Linked DNA regions of Homo sapiens: all the other regions are linked to region 1. A link is a contact called in ENCODE Hi-C or POLR2A ChIA-PET data. All regions are on one chromosome and are shown on one strand. Each heading gives the region's core, a stretch centred on a gene start or an enhancer-like site at or near the end of the contact. The rest is flanking DNA. Distances are from core to core; before and after follow the strand shown.

Region 1 (4,873 bases), core at 619-3,118:
AAAAAAAAAAGTGTTCCTATCCCTAGGAAGGGCCCTCGATACCCTGTTCCTAGACCCTCCTGATTTCTCAAGGACTTGGTTCCTTGCACTATCCCCCTTTGAATCATCAGTTTCCTTCCCATCAACACAGAAACAAGATCTTGTGACTCATATCTTAGTCCTACTGCTTTGATTCCCCATTTCCCCCTAGATACTGCTCCATTTTTCTTGGAAAGATGGAAAACCTTTTATGGAAAAATGTGTCAAAAGAATGATTTACCCTAGCTGTCCTCCAGTTTTTTAACCCCTAAAAGAGAATCTGTTATAAAGACATGGATAACTCATGGGCAGAAATATAGCTCTTCAAGGTAGTGATATAGTCGAGGTGGTGAGTGGCAGGCCACTTGGAATCCACAGAGTCCTCACTCTCTGCCTTCTCCTCCACATTTCTTGTGTCTCATTCTTTTTTTCAGTAATGCAGACTCCCCTACACTCCTCGAACGGAATTTAGGTCTATTCAACCTTGGCCAGAAGAGCAGAGCTGGATAATGGAAAACGCTTACTTGAAGCCTGTGTAACATGGTGAAACCCTGTCTCTACTAAAAATACAAAAAAATTAGTTGACCATTGTCTTAATCTCTATGTGCTTCTGTAACAAAATCCCTGGAACTAGGTAATTTATAAATTATGGATACTTATTTCTTATGATTCTGGAGGCTGGGAAATCCAAGATCAAAGCACCAGCAGTGTCTGTGTCTGGTGAGAGCCTGGTCTCTGCTTCCAGGAGGGCACCTTTTTGCTCTGTCCTCACATGGCAGAAGGCAGAGGGGCAGAAGGGCAAAGGGCCTAGCTAGTTCCCCCAGCACGCATGTGGTCACTAACACCTTCATGAAGGCACATCCCTGCCCTGGCCCCCTAAAAGTCTTTTTTTTTTTTGAGACATGGTCTTGCTCTGTCACCCAGGCTGGAGTGCAGAAGCGCCATCCCGGCTTACTGCAGCCTCGACCACCCAGGCTCAAGTGATCCTTCCACCTCACAAAATTATTTTATTTTTATAGAGATGGGATCTCTCACTGTGTTGCACAGGCTGGTCTCAAACTACTGGGCTCAAGTGATCCTCCTGTCTCAGCCTCCCAAAGAGTTGGGATTAGAGGTGTGAGCCACCGCACTTGGACAAAACTTCTTATAAGGACACTAATCCCACCATAAGGGCCTGACCCTCACGACTTCATCTAAACCTCCCAAACGCCCCATCTCCTGGGAGGGGAACACCGGTCAGTCCATTGCACCTCCTTTACCTGGCAGACCCTACCTCTTGCTTTAATTCTGCTGAGGCATCACTTCCGCAGGAAATCCTTGACTAAGCACCTCATATCCCCCACCGCTTCACTCTAAGGTGACAACGCGGGCTTTAATTCATGTTTTGTGCTTACCTCTTTCATAGCCCTTGTCTCTGTTTTGTAATTATCTGTTTCTGGTCTGATTCCCTAATAGATCGTGAGTTCCTTGAAGGCAAGGCCTTTGTCTCATTCAACTGTGTTCTCCCAAACCCTAGAACACGGCCTGACCCATGGTAGGCAACCAATGATACTTTTTGAGTGAATAGAACAAAAAGTATTGCCCTCCTTAATAAAAGAAAACCTAGAACTTCAAGGCTGACATTGGCCTTCGCGTAGCCCAATCAGAGCGCTTTGCCCTTGCTGCAGAGGACTAAAGGACGCCACGCCGCCGTTGCCTAGTAACTGTCGCCGGAGGGAGGCGGGGAGGGTCGCAAGCGCGCCGCCGGCGTCCAATCAGGACCTGCGTTCCGGGAGCCAATAGCAGCTTCGAGAGCCGCTCACCTAGAGCGGACTACACTTCCCGTCACGCCCCGCCGCCTGGGGCTGGGCAGTGACCGTAAAGCTGTTCGCTCGGTGCGACGCAAGTCTCAGCTCAGCGCGCTTATCCTGGGTCCACCGGCGCTACCGCCCCCCGACGTGAGAGAGCGAAGTTCTTGGGCCGCGCTCCCTCCCTACCTGGGTGCCCTCCCCCTCCGGGAGCCTGGGTCCCCGGGGCGGTCGCGGCGGCTGCATCCTCAGGCCAGGCCGCGGGGGGAGGGGGCGGCACGGGCCTCCGAAAGCGGGGCCATGGAGCCCAGAGAGTCGGGGAAGGTAGGACTGGAAGGCCCGGGGGCCGCCCGCTCCCTCCCGAGGATCCCCGAGCCGGGCTCGGGCGAGGCGGGGCGGCTCGGGCGGAGGCCCCGCAGATGAGCCAGGCTTGCAGGGAAGGACTCGCCGGCCCGCCCTCTCTTCCCGCACTTCGGCGCCCGACCCCGGGAGGGTGGCGGAGAGGAGCGGACGCTTCCGTTCGGTGTCCGCGCATCCTCCCCGAGCTGCCGAGCGTCCGCTGGGTCGATGCTGGGTTGGGTGACCCCCGAGTGGAGCGATGCGAAGGTGCTTCCTGTTTTCCCCACCACCTTCGGCGTTTTGAAGAGGCCCTGCTAAGGCTTGGAGTCTGGATCGGACGCCAGTGGGAGCTGCAGGGTGGGACGCTTGAGGGCTTGACCCTGCCTAGATCCTCCTTACCAAGAAAGGGCTGAAAAGAGAGGGCATCTGGCATGCTTTTTGCCACTTCTGTTTCTAGGTTATGTACTTCATGGAATATCTGGGCATTGCTTAGAAACCTGTGTCATAAATTGGCTTTGGGCAAGAGGCTTTGAGTTGGAAGAAAAGGTGGAAAGAAAGTGCTTGGGGGCGGAGTTCAGGGATTTGACGGGATTGCCAGCGCTTCCAGGCCGTGTCATCCAAGACCAGTGTGGTTGTGGGCACATTAGCTTGGAGACAGTGGCAGCCTCTTGGGACTAACATCTTTCTGGATGTTGTTTGCTGCCAGTTCTTGAGTATTGTTTCTTATTTGGCACAGAGGAGAATTCTCTCAACAAACGTTTTCGACTGTTTATTGAGTCCCTTAAAAAACTGTCCATTTAATAAACATTTGTGATCTGTGATTTGCATTGAACGAGATGCTGGAAGTATGAGGATAAATAGGAAATGATCACCTTTCTCAAGGAGCTCTCCTGCAGTTTTCACTTCAATAACTTGGACACGCCTGAAAGGGTTGTCCCACACGAAAAGAGAGAAAAGGATAATGAGGTTCTTTTGATGCTGTAGTTTTTCCTGGGAAGACTAGGAAGGACTCTGAATTTCAAAAGAGGTGATTTCTCGCATGAGCATCTCTTCCATCCTCCCTCCCTCCACAAGCTACAGTGATGCATGTAGCAGACACGGCACCTACAGAGTACGTGGTCCAAGCCAATAAAGCTCAACAAAACCCAAGCAAAGATGGAGCTTATGGCCCTTACCCTTTGGAAATATCCCCAGATTGGTTTAGATTGAACCTGAATTTGAATAAAGAGAAGCAAAATGTAGGGGGAAGAAGGATTATAAAATATTGGGATTGATATTGGTATCAGTGATTTGAAGTTGATTTCCAAGCTATTCTGTTCAGTCAGAGGCTTTCTTAGCCTTTAACGGGAGAAGAGAAATACGGTCATGCGCTGTATAACAAGGTTTCCATCAACACCGCTCTCACGTACAATCCCCTGAGACTACAGTGGGGCTGAGAAATTCCTATCACCTGGTGACATCTTCATGATCCTGACCCTGTGTAGGCTTAGGCTAATGTGTGTGTTTGTGTCTTAGGTTTTAAGAAAGCTTAAAAAGTAAAAAAAAAAAAAAAAAAAAAAAAAAAAAAAATTTAAAAATACAAAACCTCATAGAATTAGAATATAAAGAAAAATACTTTTTGTTGATGGAATGGTTTGCTGGAAAATAAAAATACAAAAATATTTAAAGAAAAATATTGTACAGGTGTACAATGTGTGTTAAGCTAAGTGTTATTACAAAAGAGTCAAAAGTTTAAAAAATTAAGTTTATAAAGTAAAACAGTTACAATAAGCTAGGGTTAATTTATTATTGAAGAAAGAAAAATTTTTGATAAATTCGGCGTAGCCTTAGTGTGCAGTGTTTATAAAGTCTACAGAAGTGTTCAGTCATGTCCTAGGCCTTCACATTCTCTCACCACTCACTCACTCACTCACTCACTCACCCAGAGCAACTTCCAGTCCTGCAAGCTCCATTCATGGTAAGTGCCCAATACAGATGGACCTTTTTTTTTTTTTTGTCTTTTCTACCATATTCTTACTGTACCTTTTCTATGTTTAGATACGCAAATACTTACCATGTGTTACAGTGGCCTACAGTTTTCAGTACAGTAACATACTGTGTAGGATTGTAGCCTAGGGGGCAAAAGGCTATATACCATATAGCCTAGATATGTAGTAGGCTGTACCATGTAGTTTTGTATAAGTACACTCTGTGATGTTCCACAATGACAGAACTGCCTAAGGACACATTTCCTAGAACTTATCCCTGTTGTTAAGCAACACATGACTGTACAAACATTTTGGGAGGTAGAGGAGAAACCTGATTCCGTGTCCTGTCCAACCACTAAGTGAAACCTCAGAGACTGGAAATTTCACCCTTGATTATAATCTTGATTTTAGGGTATCTCAGAAAGGTGCTCACCCTTCCCAAAGATAGTTGTTTTCTAATATGGGAAATGAGAACTTCATACAAGAATGAAATAAAGTAATTACAAAACCAACTGTCAGTGTAAGATGTGTTGCAAATGAGTGACAAGGAATAGCGGTGCTGTTCTACAACTCCACTCCGAACAGCATTCTTATGGCTCAGAACTGGGAGACTACCTCGTGAGATAGTGGTTTGGTCTATTACTAGACTCTTCCTTGGGTGCTGTTTTGTGGTCTTTATTAACTGACAGCCATCTTGGGCCATTGGATTGATATCCCACATTGAATGTAGGACATCTTGCCTGTCATTGACAGAATAATGGA
Region 2 (4,873 bases), core at 1,553-4,052, 1.2 Mb after region 1:
TGTGCTACCCCCTAGAGGTTTGGGCGGCAGCAGCGTCCGCCCCCTCCCCTGCCAACAGCCAGGGCATCTATCACACCAGACACCGACGTCAGCTGGAGCACGTCAGAGTACCCGTGTTCGTGATGCAGTGTGGAAGGCTCTGAGGAACTCAGGTGGCCCCTACTGTTATGTCAGAGTGGACGCCAGAAGGCACTTTGGCCACCAAAATTAATTCTTCAGCCCAGAGCCCAATATCCATGGGCTGCCCCACCAGGCTGGCTAGGGATACCCATCCTCAGGGCTGCCCCTTTCCTTGGTCCCCTCCTCCACCTTCGGGACTCCACAGCCCCTTCAGGGCTGTGGAAGAAGCATAGACCTTGGAACCTGGCAGAAATCCTGATCCCTTATCTTGTGCTTCTCAGCTATATGACCTTGGGTGGGTTATTGAATCTCTCTGAACATTAATTTCTTCCTCTCTAAAACACACCTCGTAAGTCAATCATAAGGAAGAAATTAGATGTTTTATTAAAAAGTGTAAAAACTAAGGTACATGTCACACAGTAGCTATTCGCTCACCTCCACCCAAACCTGGTCTCAGGAGTCGGGTCTTTGGTGTGTTACTGTGTGGATGGCATTGAATCCCAGGCCTGTGGATATCTGGATTTTTCCCTCTGGGCTCCTGTAGCCACAGAGATCTCACATCCTGGTTTTTACAGGCCAGTCTTGATTTAAAATAATCTATCCTAGTCTTCCCATGGTTCTTGCCTACTGTGGGAGCAAGTGGCCCAAATATTGCCTTAGGAATGTCAGTCTAGATTGATACCATACAGAACTAACCTACCTCTAGTTCCATCCCTCCTGTTCATTCATTTATTCTACTAACATATTTTTTAAAAGATGTACTATGGCCAGGCGCAGTGGCTCACGCCTGTAATCCTGGCACTTTGGGAGCCAAGGCAGGCGGATCACTGAGTTCGAGACCAGCCTGGCCAACATGGTAAAACCCTGTCTCTACAAAAAAAAATACAAAAATTAGCTGGGCGTGGTGGCGGGCGCCTGTAATCCCAGCTACTCGGGAGGCTGAGGCAGGAGAATCATTTGAATGCGGGAGGTGGAGGTTGCAGTGAGCTGAGATCGAGTCACTGCACTCCAGCCTGGGTGACAGAGTGAGACTCCGTCTCAAAAAAAATTACACACACACACACACACACACACACACACACACACACACACACTATATCCCAGGCATTGTGCAAGATACTGGGAATAAAATGGTGAATCAGACCCTCTTCCTGCCCTCATGTGGCTCCATATACTAGTAGAAGAGCTAGACGTGTGAACAGCCCAACAGTGCTATAACACGTGTGTGCTAGTTGCTGGGGCAACACATTTGAGGAGCTCTTTGCTCTTAGTGTCTCTCTTGGGAGGTATACCTGGTGCTACTTCCTGCTGTCAATTCTAATTAAGCACCTAAAAGAGATGTTGGATGTTACTTTTAGAATTATACAACATCAGAACTAGGTTTTATGTTCAACCACTATATTTCGCAGATGAAACCCAGAGAGGGCACAAGATATCCTTAAGCTTATGCAGGGAGATAGAAACACAGGTTCCTCAGGAGCTTAGGAGACCCTGTGTGTTGATTAGCTTGCACCAGGTGCTTTGGAAGGTACAAGGAACTCGGGAATAGTGACTGGGTTGGTTCTGGGGCTGAGTTGTGTGGGTAATCAAACAGTGGACAGCTTCATGCTGGGAAAAGATCCAGCTTGGCCAGGGAAGTGGAAGTGTGCGTAAGAAGGACGATGTGTGTCACTGATGCCCTAGGATATCTGGGGGTAGCAGATACCCTGCAACATCTCTGGCAGATTTATTGGCTGCGGCCTCTGCAAATGTCACCTCTTGTAGGTTTTAGGAAACGTGTGTGTGTTGGTGGGGGGGAGGGGGCTAACAGAACTGCAGCCCACTTTGGCAATGGGACTGCAGAGGAACTGGGACATTTCAGGGAGCTCCCTGGCCCTAGAGGGAGTGAAAGGACAGGATGGACAAGGGGTGAGGACAAGAAAAATTGAGAGCCACGTGGGCTTTGGTTGGTCTCTCCAATGGGATGAGTAGGGGAGAAAGGCATATACTATTTCATCCCTCCCTCTTCTTCCTCTATGTACCAATGGGGTCGGGTAGCATTTAGCTAATCTCCCAAGTCCGGCAGGGGGAGGGTCTTTTAGGAGAGCACTGCTGCAGCCGGCAGTGGAGAGCCTGGGCAGGGAGACAGGGAGAAAACTCCGGCAGCAGGGTGGTCTCTAGGGCTGACCTCGGAGCCTGGGGACAGGGGAGCCTATGCCGCACTGAAGGCGGGACGCTGTAAGCGAGGAGCAGCTGGGCCTGGGCGGACTCCTCGGCCAATCAGCCTCGGTCAGCAGCACCCTCAGGCGCAGGGCACTGTTTGGGCATTGCCTAGAGATCCGACACCCCGCCCAGATCAGCGCAGGGAGGCGAAAGCGACAGCCGGGCGCGGGAGGAGACCAGGGCAGCTGTCCCCTCCGCGAGGGTGGCCCTCGAGGCAATGCGGGTGGGGGCTGGTGAGGAGGCGGAAGGGCCGAGGCTGAGTGGGAGGGGCCGGGGCGCCAGGGCTGGAGCGCGCGGCTCGGGGGTGGAGGCTGCAGAGCCAGCGAGCGAGCGAGGGGCGGGGGCGCCCGGGCCGGCGCGCAGGAGGGGCGGGGGCGGCGGGGAGGGGGGCTCGGGCTGCGTGTGCCGGAGCCGGCGGGGGCGGCGGTGCGTGCGCATGACGCGGGGGGAGGGCCTGGGCCGCGCGCTCCCGGTCCCGTTGTTGTTGCCGCTGGAGGCTGCTCCGAGGCAGCGGGATCACGGCGCTGGGAAGCGCTCGGCAGCGGCGGCCACAGCGTGCGCGGCGGCGCCTCCTGGCCTCGGCCTCCGGCCCCCGGCCCCCGGCTCCATGCGCTAGCCCCGCGCCGCCAGCCCAGTAGTCCCGGCCCCGCCAGCCCCGCGCTCCCGCTCGCCGCTGCCGCCGCCGCCGCCGCCGCCGCCTCCGCCGCGCCGCCCCGGGCCCGCCTCGGGCCCCACGGCTCCGAAGCCATGAACTTCCAGGCGGGCGGGGGGCAGAGCCCGCAGCAGCAGCAGAGCCTGGCGGCTCCGGGGGGCGGCGGCGCTGCCGCGCAGCAGCTCGTCTGCGGCGGGCAGTTCGGCGGCGCGGGGCCCGGGGCCGGGGGCGGCGGCGGCCCCTCGCAGCAGCTGGCCGGCGGGCCCCCCCAGCAGTTCGCGCTCTCCAACTCCGCGGCCATCCGGGCCGAGATCCAGCGCTTCGAGTCCGTGCATCCCAATATCTACGCCATCTACGACCTGATCGAGCGCATCGAGGATTTGGCGCTGCAGAACCAGATCCGGGAGCACGTCATCTCCATCGAGGGTGAGCGGAGCCGGGGGCTGCGGGAGCCGGGGCGCAGTGGCCTCTCCGGCGCCGGCCGAGGGCTCCACAGGCCGTGCCTGGCCATGCTCTCCCTGTCGGGGGTCCTTGCGCGCTTGAGGACCAGGCCACGAGGTTTGCCGATCTGTGTTGCAGAACCGGCGGGCAGCTTCGCCATATCTCGTTCGGGGACACTTTGGGGTTGGGGGTTTTCTGCTGACTGTGTTCCAGGGCGCGAAGGTGGTGTCGCTTGGGGGGGCCGGGACCAGATCTGTCCAGGCCTGGCCGGGGAAGGTGGGCGCGGCAGAGGGCTTCAGCTGCGGGGAGGTGGGGTCGTGACCGGGGAGGCTTCTTAGCCGCTGCCCGGGCCCTGCTCCGCAGTGGGGCGGGGGATCGGAGCCTCGCGTTAGTGGATGGCAGCCTTCCCGGGCCCAGCGCCCGCAGGCCCGGAGGGTGGCGCTCGCCGCGGCGCCCTCTCCCGACGCACACCCCCTACGCCGCGGCGGCCAAGCGGGAGCGGGCCGGGCCTGGCGCTGGGCTGAGGCTCAGCGACCGCGTGGGAGGCGCCGGCAGGTCCATCCGCGCTTTGGCCGGGTCATGAGCCTGACGGGGATCCGCGGCTCCTCGGTCTGGAGGCAGCTGCTGGGCAGCCGGGTGCTGACCGACCGCCAGGGACACCGCACCCGGAGTCGGGGACCGGAAACCCCCGGCCACTGCGCTGCCTAGCGCTTTTTTCTCTGGGCCCTTAGGCCCTGGACTTTCGACCGCTGAGGGCACAGGAAGTGGTGGCACGCTGCTGGCAGATGCCTCGCAAGCCCTGGTGTGGTGGGTGCTGGAGGCACCCGCAGGCACCCCGGTGGCATGGTGACCTTCGAGCGGGCACGGACAGATGGGCCTCACCCTGGGCCATCTGCTTCCTCCCCCAGCTCTGTTTGAAAGGGGACGCCCACCGGCAGGTGGTGGGTTTGGCCTCAGTGGAAATGCAGTGAGAGCCAAGGCCTTTTGCGATAACATGGAGTTATGGGCAGGGGCCTGTCCCTGACTTGGGCCTTAAGGTTAGGGCCCCACTCCCAGCTTCATCTGCTTGCCTGAGGTTCTGGGGGATAGTGCACCTGAACACCTCCCTTTCTGCTTTCAGAGGTCCCCATAGCCGGGGAAGAAGTACTGGGTCTGGGGGGACCCCATGTGGTGCTGGGTTCTATCTTTTGTTGTGACATGCCAGTCTGACTTCCTTCTGCCTTTTCCCAACCCGTTCTTATTTCTTTCCTCTCAAGGCTGAGTTCTCTGTGAACTAATTAGGTGACAGAAAAAACTCATTAACGTGGATCTGAGTAAATGGCCTGAATCACCGCTGTGGCTGGGGACTAGGAGATGGCATTTGTGCGAGCCCTGGGCCCCAAAGACAGGAGATGACCAATTTTTCCTCTTAGATCTGAAGAGGGTGGAGGCGGGAGAGACATCGTTGCTGCAGCTTCA
Region 3 (4,873 bases), core at 1,540-4,039, 1.1 Mb after region 1:
TGAGGGGTGGGTGTGCCAGAGAGGATGAGGGAAGTTACACGTTGAACACCTAAGGACGCTGCATCTCATTAGGTCCTCTGACAACCCCATAAGGTAGGTGTTATTATCCTCCTTTTATAGATGAAGAAACCAAGGCTCCAGAGAAGTTCGGCACCATGCCCAAGTCTTGCAGCTTGTAAATGATAGAGCCAGCTTTTGAACCTTGGTCTGGCAGAGGCAGAAGAATAAGCTGAGGGTCACAGGCAGAAGCCCAAGGTCATAGGAAGCAAAGAGAGGGACCTGCAGCTCCAAACCCTGGACACACCTGGAGCCTGGGCGGGGCCTGAGACTTTGGCCCCACTTGTAGGAAAACAGACCCAAGAAAGGGGACCTGCCCAGGGATGTGAGGCCTTCCTCAGTTTGGCCTCATCCTGGATGAGCACCCCCATGGTTCCATTTCTGCCAGACTTGGCTCCCTGACTCCAGGCCTGCCCGGAGAGCCAGGCTGGCGAGTGAGCAGCAGGCAGGCAGCAGCCTCACTTGTGCCAGGCAAGATGCTCCTGGGATAAGAGCTTTTTATAAACAGAAGTTTCCGGCCACTTTGGCCTGTAATGCTGGGGCTTTCAGTAGCAGTTGGAATTCTCCCCCTCCCTTCCCCTCCCCTCCCCAGCAAGCATAGCCCTCAGGTTGCAGCCCTAGGCAATCCTACGTGCAAAGCTGGGCTGCAGCAGGGCACCCTGAGATAGGCCCAGGCCATCAGGACTTGGCCTCCTCCCACCTTTCTCGATTCTCCCTTCCCCTGGCCCCCAGAAAGTTGCCTTTTGGAACTGGTTCATCTTTTGGCCAGTTCCCAAGGCCCCCCAGACCTCCCAGGCAGCCATCAATTCCAGGAGTCAGGGTTTCCTGTCACCTGAAAAGACCCCCTAACTCGGCCTCCAGCTCTGCCACAGTCCAAGGCAGTCCAGAGGCCCAGCCACACACCCCAGCTTCATAGAAGAAAAACCACCCCTTGTCCTCTCTCCCAGGCTGGGGAAAGAAGAGCAAGTTTCTTCGAAGGCATGCCCCACCCCACCACACACCCTTCACTGAGATCCTGGAATACAGGGATGGGACAGAAAGCCTGCCCCTCCTCCACAGACCTGGAACCTGAGACCCAAAGAGGGAAGAGTCACTCAAGGTCACATGGCAGTCAGTGGCAAAGGTAGGGCTAGAATCCAGCACCCCCCCCCACATCCATCCCAGCCTCCTCGTAGGCCCGCCCACAGCCTCCCCCTGGGCCCACCCCCACCTCTCAGGGAGGCCCTCAACCAGTGTCATTGTCTCCACCCCCTCAGGATCATCTTGTTCCTCCGCTTCACACAATACTGACCATCGGACTGACCCCTCCTTCCCCCAACCACCGTTACAAGCACGCGTTGTCCTGTGCTCACAGGGTCATGGACAAGGAATGTCATCCTCTCCCAACTCCCAGGGCCCTTGGCAGTCACACCCACTGTGGCTCATGCAGCCTTAGGGACAGGCACATGAATGCTGCCCACCCCCAGGACATTTGCCTAATCTGGGACCCTTCTAGAAGCCTCCCTACCAGGCAGGCATTAGGGGTGCTGTACTCCCGGTCCCCATAAGGGAATTAGGTGACAGTCTCCAGGGCAAGAAAACCCACAACTTGGGGGTACCACAGGGAGCTGCTTACCCTCAAAGCCCAGCTCTAGCCCCAGGACACCCTGTCTCCACAGAGCCCACAAGCTCGCAGCCTTGTCAAAGACACCTCCCCACCGCCCATACAGGGTCTAACTCACGGGTGACACATGGGCTCAGGGTTATATACACACGGCACACACAAGAAGAGATTATGAGCTGACCCTGCATCCACGGCTTTTCAGTCCCTCCGGCACAACACAGTCAAGATCTGGCAAGACCAGTGTGCGCGCTGGACTCTCGGGATCCCAGGGTTTGGGTCGTACACACTCTTATGCCCTTGCACACAGCCCCATCCACGTCCACGCACCCAGAGTTGGGGACACCTGCACACTCCATCCCACATCCCTTCCCTGCACACTCAGCGTGTCACACACACTCCGATCCCAAAAGCCTGAGCTGAGTTTCCCGCCCCAAGCCCCAACCCCAAACCCTTTGGCCCGGTGCCCACGGCCCCGGTGCACCAAGCCTTGCCCCCGCCGTCCCCTCGCCAAAGCCTGGGGCCCACCAGGCCCCATTGACTCGCACTTGCCGACGCACACGGCCCGGGCACGCCCCCCCATCCACACTCGGAAGAGCTCGGCCCGCCCCCAGAGCCCCCTCCCCGCTCAGCCCCCTCCCCCACTCACTCTGGCCCTCAAACTTGCGGATGATGGTGTCCAGGAAGGTGTTCTGCGGCGCGACGTGGCCCCTCCGCACCGGCATCCTGAGCCCATGGGCGGGCCGGGCGGGCCCCCACCCACCCCGGCCCGGCCCGGCCCAGCACTAGGCTTCGGGTGGCCCGGCCGGGCCGTGGTCCCCGCACCCCGCGGCCAAGCCGAGCACGGGCGCGGCCAAGACTGGACTGCGGGCGCCGGGTCCTCGCTCGGCTCCCGGCTCCCCGCTCCGGACCCCGGGCCCGGCCTGGAGCCGCCTGAGCGCGAGCCGCCCGCCGCCGGCACACCTGTCTGCCGGCCCCCGCCGAGCCGCGGGGCCCGCTCCGCCGCGTCCCCGCGCTGCGCTCCGCCCGCCCGAGCCCCGGACTCCTGGCTCCCGCCTGCCACCGCGCCGACAGCCGCTCCAGCGCCCGCGGCTCGGGCAGCGCCTGCGGCTCGGCCCGGCCGCGGAAGGGTTAATGCGGCGCGCGCCCCTCCGGCTCCGGCCCCCGCCTCCCGGCCCCCTCCCGCCTGCCGCGCGCCCGCAGCACCGCCCTCTCCCCCCCCCATCCCGCCCCACCGCGCGCGCCCGACCTTCCCATTGGCTGAGCCGCGCCGAGTGCTCCCCCAACGCCAGCCCCTCGCTCTGCCAAGGAGCCCCTGGGACTCGCGCGCCCAGAAGAGGGGGAAGGGACCCTTAGGCAGGGGAAACCGTGAGGACAGGTGCCATGGCCGGCTTGTAGGCGGCCGGGATGGGGGAAGGGATTCCACCCCCACCCCAGATTAGCGACTAAGAAACCTGATTTGAAGGGAAACGGCGGGTCCTTATGCCCTGGTTCCCCACCACGCCGAGCACTGGCTTGGTATACACAGCACGCGCTCAGTGCCTACTGTGGGTGACCGGGGCAACGCCTGGACCCTCGAAGACGAGCCCGGAGTCAAGGGAGACCCTGGAAATAGGAAAAGCAAGACAATCTGAAGGCCCCAGAGCAGCAGAGCTCTGAAATAAGGGAGGGTTAAACTTAGAAGGGGCACGCCCCCTGCCCCAACACACACACACACACACACACACACACACACACACACATACACACACACACACACACACACACACACACACACATACACACACACACACGGAGAGAGAGAGAGCCCTCTGTGGGGCTCTGCATAGGAGCTGCACAGAGAGGGACATTCTGACAGCAGTTGCGGCCTCCTAGCTGCAGGATCAAAGAGAGGTCCCTGAGCGCGAGGTTCCAACCAGGGGATCCCCGGGTGCGAGCGGCCCGCCCTCCCCCGGCAGCCCGGGGCCAGCCTTGCACGCCCAATCGGCGGGCTCGGGGCCCTGCGGCGGCGGCCACGGCCCAGCCCCTCGGAAAGCCCTGGCCTAGCCGCAGGCCCCTCCCCCCGGCCAGCTGGCTCGCTCCAGCTGCGGCTCCCTTATTTAGGCAAGGAGGCCTAGGGATGCTCAAGGGCAGGCGGGGTGTCTGCCCCGCCGCCTGCTCATCGCCTGCTTGCGTCTGAGTGAGGGTCTCCGGGCGCGGTGTCCTCGGACTTAGCAGTCAGGCAGGGCCCCGGGAAGGCCAGGGCGGGGAGGCGAGTGTTGACAGCTGAGTGGGCGGGCGGGGAGGGAGGAGTCGCAGCTGAACAGCCGAGGGTCCCCTCCCTGCAGCCGGATCAGAGACCTGTCTAGATGGATGGGGCCATGTGGGGGCTCCTGAGGGCTTGCAGCTGCCTCTGTCCTTGGAGCAGGGGCTGGGTCTTGTCACCAGCGAGAACCATCATGGGGGGAGGGGAAGAACAAAGGGCAGGGAAGGAATCGGAGTCCCGAAGGAGGAAGGCGCAGAAAACTGTCGTCGTGAGACCACCCTACCCGGACTCTCACCTTCCACCCAGGAGCACAAAGATGCAAACACTGGGGCCAAATGGGGCCACTGGCCAGCAGATGACACTCTTTTTTATTTGCTGGTGGGTGGGCAGTGACTCAGGGAGGCAGCCAGTGGGAGAGAAGGAGGTGGCTCCACAGCTGATGCTAAAAAAGTCCAGAGGCTCTTGCCTGTGCAGTTATTCCTCAGGCCCTCTCCACTGCCAGCAGTTTCCTCACTCACCCCCCCGGGGGCCCAGGGCCTTCCACAGCACAAGCTCCTCCTTGGTGTAGCATTTGGCATCAGGTGCATCAACACATCTGGGTTCCGGGTAGAACCTAGTCCACGACTGGCCCAGCCCCCGCCACGCCCCAAGGCCACCCCTGGCTGCTGGGTTGCCTACCATGAATCCAGGATGATTCATGTGTGAGTGAAGTGTCCTCCTGTCCAGGCCAGGGGATGGAGAGAAAGTGAGCAAAGGCCAGCAGCTGAGAATGGGCATGGGAGGGCAAGAAGGGAAAGGGACATCTGTAGCCTCCCCCTCTCTCCAGACCAAGGGAGAGGGAGAGCCAGGCCCTGAAGGGAAGGAGCCACTCATCTGAGCTGGCCAGCTGTCCTCCACTCCTGTACCCGTGTTGCTGGGACAGGCCTCTGCTCTTATCCCAAAGGGAAGACAGGAGTCAGAGGAGCCCTTCA

Evidence for each region. A loop is a pair of places that touch in the nucleus more often than their neighbours do. ChIA-PET counts read pairs that join two places held with the same protein, here RNA polymerase II (POLR2A). Pooled maps may share reads with other maps.
Region 2: a map of B cell shows a loop between it and region 1 (9-fold over the local background). The contact joins the promoter of AGAP3 here to the promoter of ZNF862 in region 1. A Hi-C loop is called at or near these places in 3 of 168 maps with a recorded cell type or tissue (B cell, CD4-positive, alpha-beta T cell and naive thymus-derived CD4-positive, alpha-beta T cell), 2 of 37 single-sample maps with no recorded cell type and 13 of 50 pooled maps. POLR2A ChIA-PET finds 5 or more read pairs at or near these places in 2 of 52 experiments (AG04450 and activated T-cell).
Region 3: a loop to region 1 is called in a pooled map, with 3 times the contacts of the local background. The contact joins the promoter of KCNH2 here to the promoter of ZNF862 in region 1. A Hi-C loop is called at or near these places in 5 of 50 pooled maps.

Annotation. Positions count from the first base shown.
Region 1 is chr7:149,836,507-149,841,379 of GRCh38, forward strand. ZNF862 (zinc finger protein 862) reads left to right here and starts at 1,869. Exons shown (of 8, transcript NM_001099220.3): 1 at 1,869-2,129. The coding sequence starts at 2,106. RefSeq lists a silencer at 1,945-2,404.
Region 2 is chr7:151,083,673-151,088,545 of GRCh38, forward strand. AGAP3 (ArfGAP with GTPase domain, ankyrin repeat and PH domain 3) reads left to right here and starts at 2,803. Exons shown (of 18, transcript NM_031946.7): 1 at 2,803-3,400. The coding sequence starts at 3,070. RefSeq lists silencers at 2,523-2,772, 2,823-2,912, 3,279-3,348, 3,709-3,978 and an enhancer at 4,199-4,358.
Region 3 is chr7:150,975,532-150,980,404 of GRCh38, forward strand. It overlaps KCNH2 (potassium voltage-gated channel subfamily H member 2), which reads right to left and starts at 2,790. Exons shown (of 15, transcript NM_000238.4): 1 at 2,307-2,790. The coding sequence starts at 2,382. It overlaps LOC124901776 (a long non-coding RNA gene), which reads left to right. Exons shown (of 3, transcript XR_007060592.1): 2 at 1,005-1,180; 3 at 1,314-1,824. RefSeq lists an enhancer at 162-1,088 and a silencer at 3,458-3,807.